Linked DNA regions of Mus musculus: region 1 is linked to region 2. The links are chromatin loops, found by intact Hi-C in ENCODE. Cell type or tissue: left cerebral cortex. All regions are shown on one strand.

What was found. Peaks named below come from ENCODE experiments on the same cell type or tissue, not always from the same donor. Only the 100,000 strongest peaks of a DNase experiment are listed, where the experiment ranks them.
Region 1: it touches region 2 in a loop (4-fold over the local background); 4 of 42 quality-filtered maps call a loop at or near these places.

What each region holds. Positions count from the first base shown.
Region 1 is chr19:28,498,267-28,506,266 of GRCm38, reverse strand. The region is part of intron 4 of Glis3 (GLIS family zinc finger 3); the gene reads left to right. Among named protein-coding and RNA genes, the nearest start is that of Gm35866, 140 kb to the right of the region's middle. In left cerebral cortex, no CTCF peak of the experiment used is centred here; DNase peaks (open chromatin) are centred at 3,142 and 3,474; H3K27ac peaks cover 244 bases.
Region 2 is chr19:28,432,032-28,440,031 of GRCm38, reverse strand. The region is part of intron 4 of Glis3 (GLIS family zinc finger 3); the gene reads left to right. Among named protein-coding and RNA genes, the nearest start is that of Gm35866, 72 kb to the right of the region's middle. In left cerebral cortex, no CTCF peak of the experiment used is centred here; a DNase peak (open chromatin) is centred at 3,426.

The sequences.
Region 1 (8,000 bases), 66 kb before region 2:
TGTCCCCGTACTCAACAGCAATCCTCAGCCTCTCTGCTGTGGTCACTGTGCCATCTGTAATGTCCAGTTGTCCAGCTTTAATGTCCCTGTTTATACGAATAGATTTTAAACCTACACCCTGCCCTGTTTGCTCTTCTCTGAAGCAAGGCCTTTCAGACAGGCTACTTAATGGTCCAGAGAAACTGGACTTTCAGTCTGCCAGGAAATTGTTGATTATTTTCCCACGAAAGGCTGGCCTTTCAGAATCCATTTTCCATTTTGTGTTTCACCTCAGAAACTTTTTGGTCAGGCAGTCGTGGCCCTGCATGCATTTCAGATGCACATATATTCAGAGATTTCACTCAAACTATGTTTTGCTAATGTAAGTTGGGAAGTAAAAAAAAATATATTTATCCATATTCTAAATAAGAGAGAAAAAGACTGCCTCGGCATTCAGTGGAGCCACGGTAAATCTAGTTATCTTTTTTACCTATTAGTATTTTAGATTTCTTCATCAACTTGGTTTATTGGCTTCAAATAAATATAATTGTGGATTTTCCTCATTTTAAATGCTGCCATTTCTTAGGAAAACCACATCTGTTAAATGGCAGGAGATGGCTGTCAGTTTGTGGAGGCCATGGGGATGAGCTGGGATCCCTGATGGAGGGAGACGTGACCCAGTGTGAGACTCCTCCCAGATAGTCCACGGTTGGTTAGTCTGTAACGTTTTGTGGGGGTTGAGATCAAAAGGAGATAGCTTTATGCAGGGATGGTGCAGAGTTCACGATCCCTCAAATCCAGGCACAAACTGCCCAGCCCTCTCCTTTTTTCACTCAACAGGACACGTGGGGAAAGAAATCCACAACCCCACAAAAAGATGTGCATTGAAAATAAGACATTCACTTGCCGAGAACTCCCTTCATCTAGTTGATTACTAAGGATTTAATTCTAAAAGATCTTTTTGCAATTTCACCAATTTCAGTTTAATTCAATGAGAAAGGCATTCTGCATTTGTGCCATGTTAGATTCTGGTGATTTGTGCCCACAGTGGAATCTTGACCTTGGAGAACTCCCAGTACAATATGAAAGTTAGTATTACCTGTTCCCTGAGACAGTGGGGATTAGGGAAGTTTGCTTTGGTAACTCGGGAGGGAGGGGCGGACTGCTGTCCTGTATGCAGTTGGAGGCACAGCACAGAGAGTGTAGCTGAGGCTTGGCCCATTGTGAAGCTTCTTTAACAAGACCAAGGATAGAGGCAGGGTGAGTCCTGGGCTCAAAGAGCTCTGTACTCAGATAGAGAGTGGGAAATGCATGTTTGAAGGGACTGGAGAGAAGGCTCAGTGGTTAAGAGCACTGACTTCTTTTCCAAAGGTCCTGAGTTCAAATCCCAGCAACCACATGGTGGCTCACAACCATCCGTAATGAGACCTGATGCCCTCTTCTGGTGTGTCTGAAGATAGCTACAGTGTACTTACACATAATAATAAATAAAACTTTGGGCTGGAGTGAGGGGGGTCGGAGCGAGCAGAGGTCCTGAGTTCAGTTCCCAGCAACCACATGATGGCTCACAACCATCTGTACAGCTACAGTGTACTCATATACATACAACAAATAAGTAAACTTGACAAAAAAGAAAATGTATGCTTGAATAGGATCTATTCAGTGATGGATAAATGTCTAGAGATGCAGGCACACATTTAGAGACAGTAATCTTATGATCCTATAAAGGTTAGATGCCATAAAAAAGGGTGGAGGGAAGTAGATGATGTAATACAGACATAGTAGGGGCACATAGTGCAGTTGTCTCAGGGAAGGAAAGTTCTTAACGCCACGTGAAGGCTGGGACAGAGAAGCTGCCATCGTCTAGGACAGCTGCTATTTTAGCAGCTGGCCAGGGTACAGAAAGGGCTGCGTGCAGTAGAAGCAGGCAAGCCTGAGTGAGCATACGAAGGCAATGGGCAGGCTCTGAAGATGAAGACACCCTCCACCTCAGGTATTGTGGACCTGCTGAGCAGGGACAGCTGAGTTTAGACAAACGCTCTACTGCTGAAAGAGCCGGCAGTCCAGAGGAACAGAGTATTCCCAAACTGAAGCCTAGGAAGTGATACGAGAACATGACAGAGAAGTCAGCAGTTAAACTGGTCAGTTTCAAAGCCATCAGAATGCCGAAGTGATTCCAGAGTACCGGAATGACAGGAGTCAAGTGAACTTGTGAGTGTGGCCAGAACTGAACACGGGAGTGCCTCCTCCTCCGTGGCTGAGCACTTCTGTAGCTGGGTAGCTACCGTGGTGTTAGTTTGTTGACGTTAGGCTTGAGAAGTAGCCTTGATTTCTATGGAGAAAAGACTTTGGCAGGAAGTTAATGGCAGAGTGGAGTCCCAAGGAAAGTCGGGGAACACCGACTCTCACTCTTGGCTCTGAGGCAGATAGTGAAAAGAAAGAGAGTTGGTGAGACCTCTCTTCAAGTTACCTGTTTGGTGAATTCACCCCTGGGTTGCTGATTAGTGTGATGCTGAATAGGCCCCAGGAGGCAAGAGGATGCTGATAGTCTGAAGCCTGAAAGGAGGAGTCAAGGTAGGGAGATGGGAAAGCTCGGTGGAGCCACCTCCAGGGACATTCTGCCACGGAACATGGTCTGTCCCCTGCCTTCCCTAGCAAGCTGTCCTCTCATTTCTGTTGAATATAAATCCACCCCATATCATTTTCCTTGGACTTCCTCAGAACTAGGTTCCATAAAGGTTTGCATCTCTTTGCTTATAGAATGTGATGCTCCCCATCACAGATGGGCCCAGGCCTGCCTGCCTCCTCTGATGTTAACATGGGTAGGAGGAATGGAGAAGGCTTCTGTAGAGGACATGGTGCCAAGCATCACGGACCGTTGCTCTGAGTGGACAGGGATGTACCAGTTAGCAGCCACAGTCCTACCGTGGTGTTCTGTAAACAGCGTGGCTGTGCAGGAGGAAGGAGCCAGAGAGCTTGTTAGGTCACCGGCGCTCAGAGCTTGCTGTACAGCTTCGCCGTACGGCTTCTGTTGTTTATAACGTTCCGTAATGTGTGATAACAAAGAGCAGTGTATGCTAACAAAGAGCACTCTGTTACCATGAGTTATTTTAACCACCACCCTTCGATGCTCAGCCTTTTTTTCCCCTTCTTCCTCACAGCTCTGTTTCTGGCTCCCTATCTCTGTCACCCACTTCCACCTCCTCCCCAGCTGCTCCTCCTCGTCTGCTTGGGTGAAGTCCTTTCCTGTGGCTCTTTTCCTCTGCCACCGAGAACCTGCTGGAGGCTTCTGTATCAGAGCACTAGCAGTTGGCCCTACCTTTCCACCCCCCTCCCAATTTCTATTAAGGGTTCTTCAAGTTAGAGAAAAAATATCTAGGAGAGCTTGAAATTTCAGGGGAGTCTAGAAAGGTCTCTCTCTCTCTCTAGTGTGTGTATGTGATGAGCTGCTGGGTTTGGAAGACTTTGTAGTTGATTTTTCTTTCTTCTTAAACAACTTTGGATTGTTCTGTGGGTGTTTGTTCTTGTGATGATGGGGACTTTCCATATATAAGGCAAATGCTTTACTACTGGAATATGTCCCCACTCTGTCTCTCTGTCTATCTTAATGCTAATGACTAAAAGCACTCACGTTTTATTAAGCTCAACCTACTGGAGGGACCATTGTATTTTGTACGTGTACATAGTAACTGGACCCCGAACCCTGGATGTCTGGCTCAGAATGATCCTCTGTGAGCCTCGGGGGAGCCGGGAGATCTCCTGCAGCAGAAACAAATCTAGAGTGGTCAGATATGGGCACCGTCATCCCCTAGAAAGGGTTTCTCTCTGTCTCTGTCTCTCTCTGTCTGTGTGTGTGTGTGTGTGTGTGTGTGTGTGTGTGTGTGTGTGTGTGTCTGTGTGTGTGTGTGTGTGTGCGCGCGCGCGCTGTGGTTACTGCATGAATCAGCAAGTGAAATCAGACAGTGTTGATAAAACAAAATGGTGCGTGTGGCAAGATCCTGTGACCTTCACACTGACCTTGCACAAGTTCACAGGGAGTGAGTTTTATGGCTCTTTTCCCCCCTTTTAGCATTTGTTTGGGGGTGAGTTGGCTTGTAAAACACACCAGCTAATTCTCTGAGCTCCTTTTCCCTTAAACCTTGCATGTATCTTCAGTGACACAAATCATACCAAGAAAAATGAATGTAGATTTCAAAGAAAGAAATCCTGGCGTTTGTCTGTGTGGCCTTTAAAAATCGTGTGGATGCTGTCATTTCTCAGTTTCCTTACTTCAGTTGAACAACATGAACCCTAATATCTTTACCTATTTCAAACATTCATTAATACTAAGTCAAACTCAGGGCTGGACATAGGGTTTCTGAAATGATTTTAAACCCATGTTTCCTGTAGCAGCTGAAGGCATATGACAGGATTGTAGATATTAGCCTTGGTTAATAGTAGAGTATCGCTTAGTAATGTCTGCCTTGAGTGCAGCAAGGACTGCAGCAATGGCACGTTTTTGCCATTGCTGCTTAATGACATTTAGAACTACGAACATGTGTTTTACACACAGAAAACATGCATGCACACACACATGCATGCCTTGAATCAAAAGCGCATGGTTCTATCATGGTTCTATTCCTTTCTGAATGATCCATTTTCAATTAAATCAGAGTTTACTCTGAATCCTATGTCTTAAAATAATGGGCAACAGAGGAAAAGGTATATAGATAACTCAGCTTATACACAGCATTACTTGAGACCTTGGTGTTTTATAGGAAAACATAGGCATTTTGCAGAGGATGAGTTACAAATTACAGCCCATAACTCATCGGATACAGTACTGGTTCTAAAATGGGACTTTTTTTAAAAATATGACCATGGGCTTAGGAGCCAAATGAGGTGTTGTGAAACAAGAAGGAAATCATGCATATTCCATCCTCAGTCTGTTTCGAAAGTGAATACTAATATTGTTTTAATTGCTCTCAGATGTCTGACAGAATTATGCTTTGAAATAGCCAAGTGAAGAGTCAGGAGCGGCAAAAAATAGTCTTTTTGGAATGCAGGACAGGGATGGGTGATGCTAATCAGATTTCAAGGTTCATCTTGACCCACTGCCTCTCGGGACACTGATCAAAGTTCGTGAGTCCTTCTGATGCCGAGTTATTCATTAGAGTTCGCAGCACATAATTATGGACTGTCAGAGATCTCAGTTTTGTATAATAAATGAGTAGCATGCCCGCGGCTTGCTGAAGTGTTAGCTTAATAATCTCATAAGATAGGTTGTTTTCCTTCTCCCTCAAGACTTGAGCAAACTGGCGTATGTCTTGCCCACCCCACCTCAAAAAAAAAAAAAAAAGATGTAGCGTTTAGGATTTTGATTTCTTTAAACGTTTATTTCTAAGGGGAAGAAGCGCAGGTTTGCACCTCATGCCTTTGCCTTTGTTCTCCTGGCTGTGGAACTGGGGATGTAACCGATTTTGTTTTTATGCCCGAATCTTGGTAGGAACCTAGAAGTTTTCTTCCTAGCACACATGGCTGTATACAGTGAGATGTTAGTAAATCGGCACGGATAAGCCGTACCACGTTGAAACTGCTGCCTGCATGATACCCTTACTCAGGGATGCAATTATTTCCCTTGGTTTTGACAGGATGTCAACTGTGATGTGCACGGAGCACAAACATATCCTCAGACACCAGCATGTATTAGAAAAATCTTCCGGAGGAAAACTCGAGTACGCATCTGGAGCTCCCGTTCCGAGGCGTCCTCTGTCTTTGGGTTCTTGTTGATGTTTAGATTATTAGCTGATTATGCACATGAAGTAGCACTGAAGACGTGTGAATCATTCTATTTGCTGATCATAATTAACGGCAGTTTCTAGGAATATTGTGCCTTCATTTTCAAGTTGAGAGTTTAAGAGAAGAGCTATTCGTTATCAGTTATTTTGTTGGTATCTGCGGTAGAGACACTCATACATAAGAGCCCCAAGTGGGAAATCATGTAGCTTGCTGCTGTTGATTTAGAGATCCATCAGGGACAGCAAGATTGCTGGTCTACTTGGGAAAGTGTCTTTGTCACAACAGGTGTGTTGCTACCACAGGATCAACCTACTGCTTCTTATGCAACGGCTAAACACAATCACAATGCAATACTAGTTTGTTTCTAGTGTTCTCCCACAAATAAGCCCCTTTGCTCCAAGCCCTTTGCCCAGAACTCAGGCATTCAGCCAAAGATAGGTGCAAAGGCAGATGGGAAATGTAGTCTCATTGATTACACACCTGGCTGACTGTGCCCCACCCCTGCCCCACTCCGCTGATAGTTAGTTGTCTGTTCAACAGGGCAGCTGGGGTTGAATGGGTCAGGGAGAGAGGAAACAGATGCTTAATATTTAAGTGCAGTGTCTTTGCGCCAGGTCTATCTGCCCGTGGTGTTCTGGGTCTCAACGCTGGGATCTTAGCAACTGTCCTGCATTACATAGGGTGCTTGCTGGTTAATCCACAAAGAGCTAAGCACACAGTTCATGGTCCCTAAAATTGTGGAGCAGACTGTAACTTACATGGAAAAAGGCCAGCCAGCCAGTGTAGAAAATCTGTGCCTCAGAAAACTGACACCGTGGAGGACAGTGGCTAGCAGGAGCCATTTTGGATGGTGTTTTTCTTCAGGGGTGAATGGACGGTAGAGCTTGTATTAATGAATCATTAAAAACAGCCTCAGAGGCTTTTTTTTTTCTGTTGAAAAAGCCGCTGTTTGTCCCTTCACCTCTTCTCAGTCTTGATATCTGTTACACAACCTTAATGTCTTTAGACTTCTTCCATTTGGCAACTCTGACAGACTCCAACCACTTACCAGTCAGGGTCAGGTCCAGGAACAGGGTGCTTAAAGGTTCAGTCACTAAGGTAAATAGTATTTTAATGTAACATTTGAAGTCACCAGTATGGACTGAAAGCCCATGAAAAACAAAGTATCAACATTTCGGGTAGGTCATGCTGATGGCTAAGAGTGAGCAGGCGAGCTTGCTTCCCTTTAGAATGACTTTGTTCCCTGTGTATTTTAATGCTAAGTCGAACACTTTCAATACTAGATCCTGGTTTCTACCTGTGTCTAACTGCTCAGAACAGCGTCTGACACAGAACTCTGGTGCTCAGGGAATACTCCCCCTGGGGACAAAGAAGAGGGATATGATAACACATGAAGCATCCAGCACATGGATGGAGGAATGATTTACAATTGTACCAACACCGTTCTACTCCAACCACAAGGCCAAGCCTTACAATGGCCCAGTATAGGCACACTGACTGGGATTCGCAAGCAGGCAGAATCCTGAAGACAGTTCTTTGATAGTATTGTCCAAATGGATAATCCGTAGATTTCCTAAATGCTTATGGGTGTCTTCTGTCTTTCAGGAGAGTGTTCAGTGTCTTCTCTTTGTAAAATAGCTTTCAGTACCTTCCTTTCTGCGTTCTTTCAAAAGAGTATTCTGTCCTCACTTTCTTTTTGTTTCCAGCCATATTTCATTGAATTTCTCTGATGGGATGGGAGCTTTGAGTATTTATGAAGCATTTTGAAGTGCTTTATTATAATTACTATTATTATTATTTCTTTCAAAAGAAAAAATGAAGTTCTTCCTGATTTTGAATTTCTGTAAAAATTGTGCTTATGTGTCTCTATGTAAGCATCTTTGTGAGTGATGACATACAAATACAGGTGCCCATGGAGGCCAGAAGAGGGCATTTGATCCCATGGAACTGGAATGAGAGGCAGTTATGAAGTGTCCGATGTGGGTACTGGGGATAGAACTTAGGTCTTTTGGAAGAGCACAAGCGTGCTATTTCTGCAAGCTGAGGCTAACATTTTAATTATAGTTTTCTGGTTACACAGGGTGGGCTTTTCCAAGCGTGCACTTGAGGGTACATGTCGTTGCTGGCTTGGACATTTAACAGGGTCCCAAAGGCAGAGGGACAGAATGGGAGGATCTTGAAACAGCCTGGAACACCATTGATGTGAGGCCCTTCACTAAATAGGTGGTGAGAAAATCTCACCC
Region 2 (8,000 bases):
GAACTCTCTGTACTATCAGGCTTTTGGTTTCTGGTACAGATACATCAGTGTGAAAAATGCTTCCTGTACCTAACGGTGTTTGTAGCTGAGTGCGTATGTCTGAAGTGGGAAGAGGGCAGCGGCTTCGCTCCTATATTCATGGAATTGTTTTACATGACACATAGAAAGGTGGGAAGGGTTTTCTTATACACTTTTACACTTTTTTTCATTCCCTACACAGTGTTTGTTTTACAGGAAGATTTTGTACAAATGGAAGAAATTAAAAAACAAAACAACAAGAAAACAAAAAAATACCAGTTCCTCCAATTCTCCCCTCTCTCTTGTCACCTTCCTGACTTCTGCCAAAAGTAATTATTTTTAATGAGAATTCTCAGCCATTAAAAAAAAATTGACTTTAGAAAGCTGTGCTGGAGAGTCCAATCTCTCCATGGGTATGTCAAAACAAAAGTCAGAAACAGATGAGCCCACCTTCCCCCAAATATCCAAAGCTTCAAGAAAGTCACAGCAAATGAAAATGAGGCAAGAGAACGTGGCTGACTAGAGAAAAGCCATTAACTAAATCAATTAAGAAATAAATACCATCCGGGGAGAATTTCTCCCTAGTCTGTAAGATCAGTGGGCCTAGCCATGCCACAGACTCACTAGGCAAGCAGAATGTTGGGGCTTGGGGGGTCTCTCCATTTTTGGACGAATTTTTGTCTAAACTTTTCGTAAAAGGTCTGCTTTTCTGTTCATGCATCAGTTAGGGTCATGGCACGGCATGTTTCCAAAGGCCTTTCCCGTGAGACCAAAGACACCGATATGCTCACTGGATGCCATGTTTTTGCCACCAAGATAAACCACACTCTTGGTTTTGCTTTCTGGACTATTGTTTCAGTTTTCATTTGTTATTTATCTATGAGCACCTAGGGGTCAGAGACTTCGTCCTTTTTGACTCCTTTATTTGCCTGGGGCTTGGCTGAGTACTCTCAAATAACCAGATCCTGTAGCAGCAATCATCAGCAGTGGCCTTCTTCCTTCGCTCTGGTCTGAAGACATTTTCTTTACACTTGTGGTGTGGTACTTTATGTATTTGACATATACAACACACACAGACACACACACACACACACACACACACACACACACAGAGAGAGAAAGAGAAAGAGAGAGAATATCTTGCTTTTATAATGTAAGATTTGTAATGAACCTTTTCAAAGGTTCAGACTTCTCTGGGTGTAGGGAAAGTGCAAGAAAGAATGAGCTAGCTTAGGCAGCCTTCTTCCTTCAGTACACTCACCCTCTGGAGAATACGTGCCTGCTTTACAACTGCAGGGTTTTTTTAGAATCATACATTCCACCTTGTACATACAAAGTGATATTTTACTACTCTCAGAAATAGTTACTAATGGCAAAATTTTAGTAGTTTCATCAATCTAATGTGTCCTTAAGTCAGAGTTTGATCTGGAAAATAGGAGCCACTGCAGAAATTTGAAACATGAAAGAACTTGATATTACATCGTATAGAACCATTTTGAGGGAAGGATAAGGGAACGTCTCTTTCTGAAGATGCTGTGGGAAGCAAATGGCACAATCGTTCATGACCTCAACCATTTGTATCACAAAAACGGACAACTTGCCGGGAAGAGTTCAGAATCTGAACAAGTTAACATCTGCATTTCCCCCAGGACCTGCCTGCTGGTACTGGAGGAGACCATGGCTTTTCCGTCTCCTCTATGTTCCAGGGAATGCCCACATTCCTTTTGGAGTTAGATTAGCCTGGAACCTTTCGAGTAAGAGAGCCAGAGAGTGGAGTTTTTATGGGTTTCTTTGTGGAAGAGAAATGCTTATGGTGGCCAGACACTGCTTGGGGGATGTAGATGTTTGAATGAGATTGGCTCTTTTATAGACTTATATGTTTCAATGTGTGGTCACCAGTGAAACTATTAGTGAAACTATTTGTAAGTGTGGGCTTGATGGAGCAGGTATCACTGGATGTGTGCTTTGGGGTTTCAAAAACCCATGTCAGGCGTTCTCTCTCTCTCTCTCTCTCTCTCTCTCTCTCTCTCTCTCCCTCTCTCTCCCTGTGTGTGGGTGTGTGTGTATGTATGTGTGTCTATATATGTCTGTATGTCTGTGTATATGTCTCTTTGGGTGTATATGTATGTCTCTATCTGTCTTTGCCCCCTCTTTCTCTCTCTGTCTCTACACTCCCCTCTCTATGATGGTGAAGATGAAGAGCTCACCCTTGGAAACTGTAACCAAGCCCCAATGAAGTGCTTCCCTTTAAAGGTTGCCTTTGTCATGGTGTTTCATCACAATAGACAAATAACTAAGACTGTTGGCATGTTGGCATAGAAGAGCACAAAGGGACTGGCAATAGCAGCTCTATAAGATGGCTTATGTACTCCTGTTTGATACTCAATGACACTGAATAACAAAATCCAAATATGTTGGCCCACTTTCACATGTACGTGGCCAAGATGGGATTACAAGTCCAGCCAGTCTGGAGATCAAAGCCTGTGTCCTTGACTGCTACACCAGTGTTCCTGACTGAGGATGAGTCTTATTTTGTCACCTCAGATTTCTGGAATGCCTTCTACAGAGGGAAGTCTGATTCATGTAAGAGGAGGAGAGATGCTGTACTAGGAGAGCCTAATGGTATATAACAGGAGTGATACCAAACACATACGACCCAGAGGAAGCTTCCTAGATAAAGTATGATCTGACCCAAGATCCCAGCACGTCAGAAGTAGAGCTTCCTGACCCTGTAGTTTGATGAGAGGACTAGAAGAGGGAGGATGGGAATAGAGAAGACTTCTTGTCCTATTTGGTGTCTAATATCTAAAGGCCTCCTATGTTTCCTCTGAGCAGGGCAAGTGTGGCCTGAATCCTCCTTGTCCTTCTTCAAAGTCTGCATTTGTAGCGAATGCAGGTGGACCAGGCCAGGGTGGAGGGATGGGAGGCTCCTCATGAGATCGCCAGATCCTTCAATGTTCAACCCAATGTCTCTGGTGGTTCCTGGAATGTTTTCCAGACGTGACACTTTGTCTCTTGTTTCTTCTTCTTGCTCTGTCTGGAACTACTATTCGCTGCCAAATATAACACAGACCCGTGGGGAACATTAGAACACTTGGGCTCCAGCTGTGAGCCCAACAACCTGGCCAACATGAATGAGTGGCTGCCCCTTGCCCACCAATTCTAGTGTGAAACTGGTACCGTTTCTTCTCTGCCAAGACTCTTCAGAAGCTTCAGTCTCAGGGAATGGGCCATGGGCTGCACCTTGCTGGCCAGCAGGGACACCACCCATTATACTGAGTGGCAGCTGGTGCCTGTCACACATGTCCTAGTGGCGTTTGTGTTGGAAGAGAGGAGTGATCAGTGCCAGCTGGCTCCTCAGCTGCCATGGTAAACAGTGAACACGAACCACCTTGTGTCTGCAGCACAGCTGAGGGGCTGGCTTTGCACACGGGCTGTGCGAGGGAGGTGGGCAGCCTCCTCATGCTCCGTGTGAGCAATTTCCATTCTGTTGTTTTCTCTCGCACATGGTGTTCTGGAACAGCTCTGGAGGGAAAGAAAAAGAGAAACTGACTCACTGTTTTGACTTAGATTCTATGAGATTCATCTTTAGATTTGTCCATTTTCTTGTGTGTAAGAGCAAAATAATTATCAGCGGGTTAATGGGTGAGTGGTTTTTGTGGCTTTGGTATAGGAGTACATGTTACTTCCTTGTGGAAAACACACGTTCCAGTGGACAGAGCTCTAGGCTCTGAGATAGAGACCTGCATTCTCGCTCTGATGCCCCGAACGTGTGTGTTAGTTACTCGTCTCACTGATTGACCAAATACTCAACAAAAGTAAATTTACAAAGGAAGTGTTTTTTTCTTGGTTTACCATTTAAGATGGAATACATTTATTTCATCATGTCACAAAAGCACAGTGGCGGTTGCAGTGTGTGTGATTATAACCGTGTCCCCAGTCCCAACACAGAGAACAGACAGGAAGTGAGGCCGGGCTTTACAACCTCAAGACTAGCCCAGGGTGACCCACATTCTTCAACAAGACTTCACATCATGAAGGTCTCATAACCATCTGGGAATTGAGTAAAGTACCTGAGCCGTAGGAGGTACTTCACACACAAGCCACCATACCATGCTTAACTAAGCCACTTCACTTCTCCCTGTATCTAAAGTGTAAACACTGCTGTCTTAGTTACTCTTCCTGTTGCTGGGATAAAATATCAAGACAAATGCAACTTAAGGGAGAAAGGCTCTCTTCTAAGTCACAGGTGAAGGGTATAGTCCATCACGGGTGTGTGTGTGTGTGTGTGTGTGTGTGTGTGTGTAAGACAAAATGGCAGGAGTTTGAAAGAGATTGTCACAACATATCCACATTTAGGAACTCAAAACTGTGAATGCACGATAAACATCAGTTAATCTAACCAGCATAGCCCTTCACAGGTATGTTCAGAGGCCTATCTCCTTGCTGACTCTAGATCTGGTCATATCTGCACCAGTAGCTACTGGAGTGTATTGTCACCCTGAAAGTGTATTTCAGCTTGAAATGACTCTGGATTTAGACTGCAGTGGTACCAGTGTCACTGAAGTCTCTAGATCCCCAGCAGACTGTCCTTTTCATGCCCCGCCACCTCTGTCAACAGACATACTAAGCCTGTCAGCTTGAGGTTTCTCACAGACTGGGTAGGCAGAAGAAAAGCGTAGAGCCCTCTGAGTGTCACCTGCTTGCCTTGCTTGTCCTTGCACTTGTGTTAAAAGATGTCAAGCTAAGGGCAAAGACAGACCTAAAGGTATTGAGCCTCCACAGAGCTCTCCTAGCTCTGTATCGCTTACTTAGGAGCCCTGGGAAGGTCGACTTTTAAATGTCCACTGGAGGCATTTTGACCGGATAGCCGTGTGCCCTCTTCCCTGGCTGAGGGCAGGGCAGGTACTAAGCACTGTACTAGGCTTAGTGTTCATCCTGGGCTTAGACGTTTGCAGTCAGTAAGTTCCATGCTTCATGCTGAGCAGAAGGAAATGCTCTTCAGGGATCTCATGCCCTCCCCCTTTGAGTCATATCACCAGGTAGGCCAAAGCCTCTCTCGGCCACTCCTGCCTCTCTTTGAATGCTTTATAGACAGCAAGCTTTCCAAGGGCTAAAAGTTATGTTTCGATAAAGAGAATTTAAGAGCTGTGGAATGTGGGCTTTCTTTGGAGAGTGGGAAGCAGCCTGGTATGTACAGATATCCACCAATAGAAAATTGACCTTTGGACTTGCGGGGGGGGGGGGGTGTCTTGTTGTGTGGAAGGCTGGATTGGCCCCCAAGGGAAAGCCAGTAACCTTAAGAACATCTCTGCTTGGTCTTCTCTGGTTTGGTTCTGGATAAAACACACTGAACAAAAACAGTTTAGGGCAGGAAAGAGTTCATTTAGCTAACAATTTCAAGTTATAGTCCATTATTGCCAGGGAATGAAGACAGGAACAACGTAAGCAGTCACATCATACAGGGAAGATCAGCAATAAGGCAATGCACCTATGTGGCCTGCCTGCTTCTGCTTGGCTAGATTTCTTCCTTTCTACACCGTTTAGGGCCTGATCTATGAAACAGTACCAACCACACTCAGGCTAGTTCTTCCATCCTCAGTTAATTAAAAGAGGATCCCCCGCAGACACTCACAGGCTAATCCGAACTAGATAACTCTTCATTTGGTCTATCTTGCCAGGTGATTTGAGGCTATGGAAAGTTGATGCTTAAAATGATCATAGCTACTAAACCCTCATTACCATCAAAGCAAGAGTCCCCATACTTACTTCCTGACTTACGTCTCTCCCTATACTTTCTTGTGTACTCATAGAGGTGCACAATCTTTTATGGAGTTCTTCTATGTGCATGTGTGCCCTTGTTGTCAGAAGATGAGTTGTGTGGGTCATTAATGAATTTTTTTATAGTATAAAGAATATTCTGCATATGTACATTTCTTTAGTTTCTTTAGGGTTTTTCTTAAATTCTTGATGAACTTTTAGTAGAATTTTGGCTTTCACTATCTTGTGGAGTATAAATAACATAATTACTTAATTGCCCTCCTAGTAGAGTCCAGCTCTTATTGTGACAAAGAATTGAAAAGACAGTGTCTAGAGATAAAGATGTAGGTAGTGCTGAGGTAAGGAATAGGACCTTGAATCAGGAAGAGGTCCCAGAGAGATTCTTGGACTTCGCTTATCATTAGCCTCGTACAGGGACCGAGAAAGCTGGGCTCACACTATCAAAAGCTCATTGAAGGTAGTCTGGACTTTATTATGGTCAACTCATAAAGAGGGAAGCGAAGGTGTTTTGCTCATTCTCGTTCTGGGTGCCCTTCCTCTTTTAGGAGCCCCTGGACACAGGGCAGCACCTACCGAGTCCAATCACGGCTGGAAGAAATGCCATGGCTTGCAGTGGATTTGTGTGTACCCTTTCATTTTTTTGGGGGGGGGGTTCTCTTGTTTATCTTTTTCTTCTAGAAGATGGGTTGAACTCATGACCTTCAGGATTGTTCTTAGAAACATTCAGCCCTGTGTTAATTTTCTTTCAACAACAAAAAATTGTATTTGCCTGGGAGATATTGGGCTTTGGTTAAGAGCTGCTGTTTTCTGGACATCTCAGTCCAAATGGACTTCAAGAAACATTTGTCACCTTGTCACAGTACTTTTCATGGGTTTTTGATTTGACTGTTTGACTGTCTCTCTACTCTGATTTTCAGCTTGTGTCATCATTCCTTACTAACTCATCAACACTTATGTACCTGGAAATACTGGTTTTTAGGGAAAGAACATGGTCATTCTAGAAACATGTTACATCCCAGCTCTCTCACACTGATGTTCCAGTTTGGTTTTTTTACTCTCTGAAAAAATATTTTGAACAAAAGCAACTTAGGGTAGAAAGGGTTTATTTGGTTTATACTTCTGCATCATAGTCCATCATCAAAGGAAAACAGAGCATGAACTCACTCAAGCCGGAGGCAGGAACTCAGCACAGACGGTGCTTACAAGCTTGCTTTCCTTGGCTTGCTCAGCTACCTTTCCTACATCACCCAGGACTGAGTGCCTAGGAGTGGTACTGCCCGCACTTGACTGGGACCTGCAACATCAATCAATCAATCAATCAATCAGTCAATCAGTCAATCAGACAAACGCATGCACACTCACATGCATGCACACCCTACCCCACAAAGGCATGCCTACTGGCCAATGTGGTGAAGGCAGTTTCTCAACTGAAGTTTTCCTCTTTTTATGTAGTGTCAGTTTGTATCATGGTGACAAAGAATTAACTACTAAATAAACTTGGGTAAGTCTTTAAGAACCATGTACTTAAAAGAAAACAAAAAGAGTCGTATACTTGAGTATTTTTATCCACAACATAGAGATGACAGTACTTACTGGGTTAAATACTTAATGTACATAAAGGGATAGGCATTTGGTAGTTGGTTGGGTTTTGTCAACTTGACACAAACCTCTTTAGGAGGAGGAAACCTTAATTGTAAAGATGCCTCCATAAGACTGGCCCGTGGGCAATTCTGTACACTGTTGTTCTGATTAATGGTAGATGCAGGTGTCCTGGGCTGTATTAGAACATTGGTTAAGCAATCAGTGGGGAGCAAGCAGGTAACATTCCTCCACGTTCTCTGTTTCAGTTCTTACACTGACTTCCTGCCCTGACTTGCCTCAGTGATAGGGCATGACCTGAGAGTTCTGGCCTGAAACAAACCCTCTCGTCCCTAAGTTGCTTTTGATCCGGTTGAGTTTTCATAGCAGTAGGAACTCTAATTATGACAGTGGTTGAAGAACATGACCTTCAAGCCTTTTCACCCATCCTCATCCTTAGGTCCTCGGATGTCCCTCACCTCGGTGACATGCTCACAGCATGACTCGAATTAAACAGTCACACATTTTTATCGCCTGGCTTCCAGTTAGATTATGTTCTCATTGGCTGCTTGACCCCACTTTCCTTTCCTTTTAAAAATTGTGTTTGGGTAGCTACATAGGAT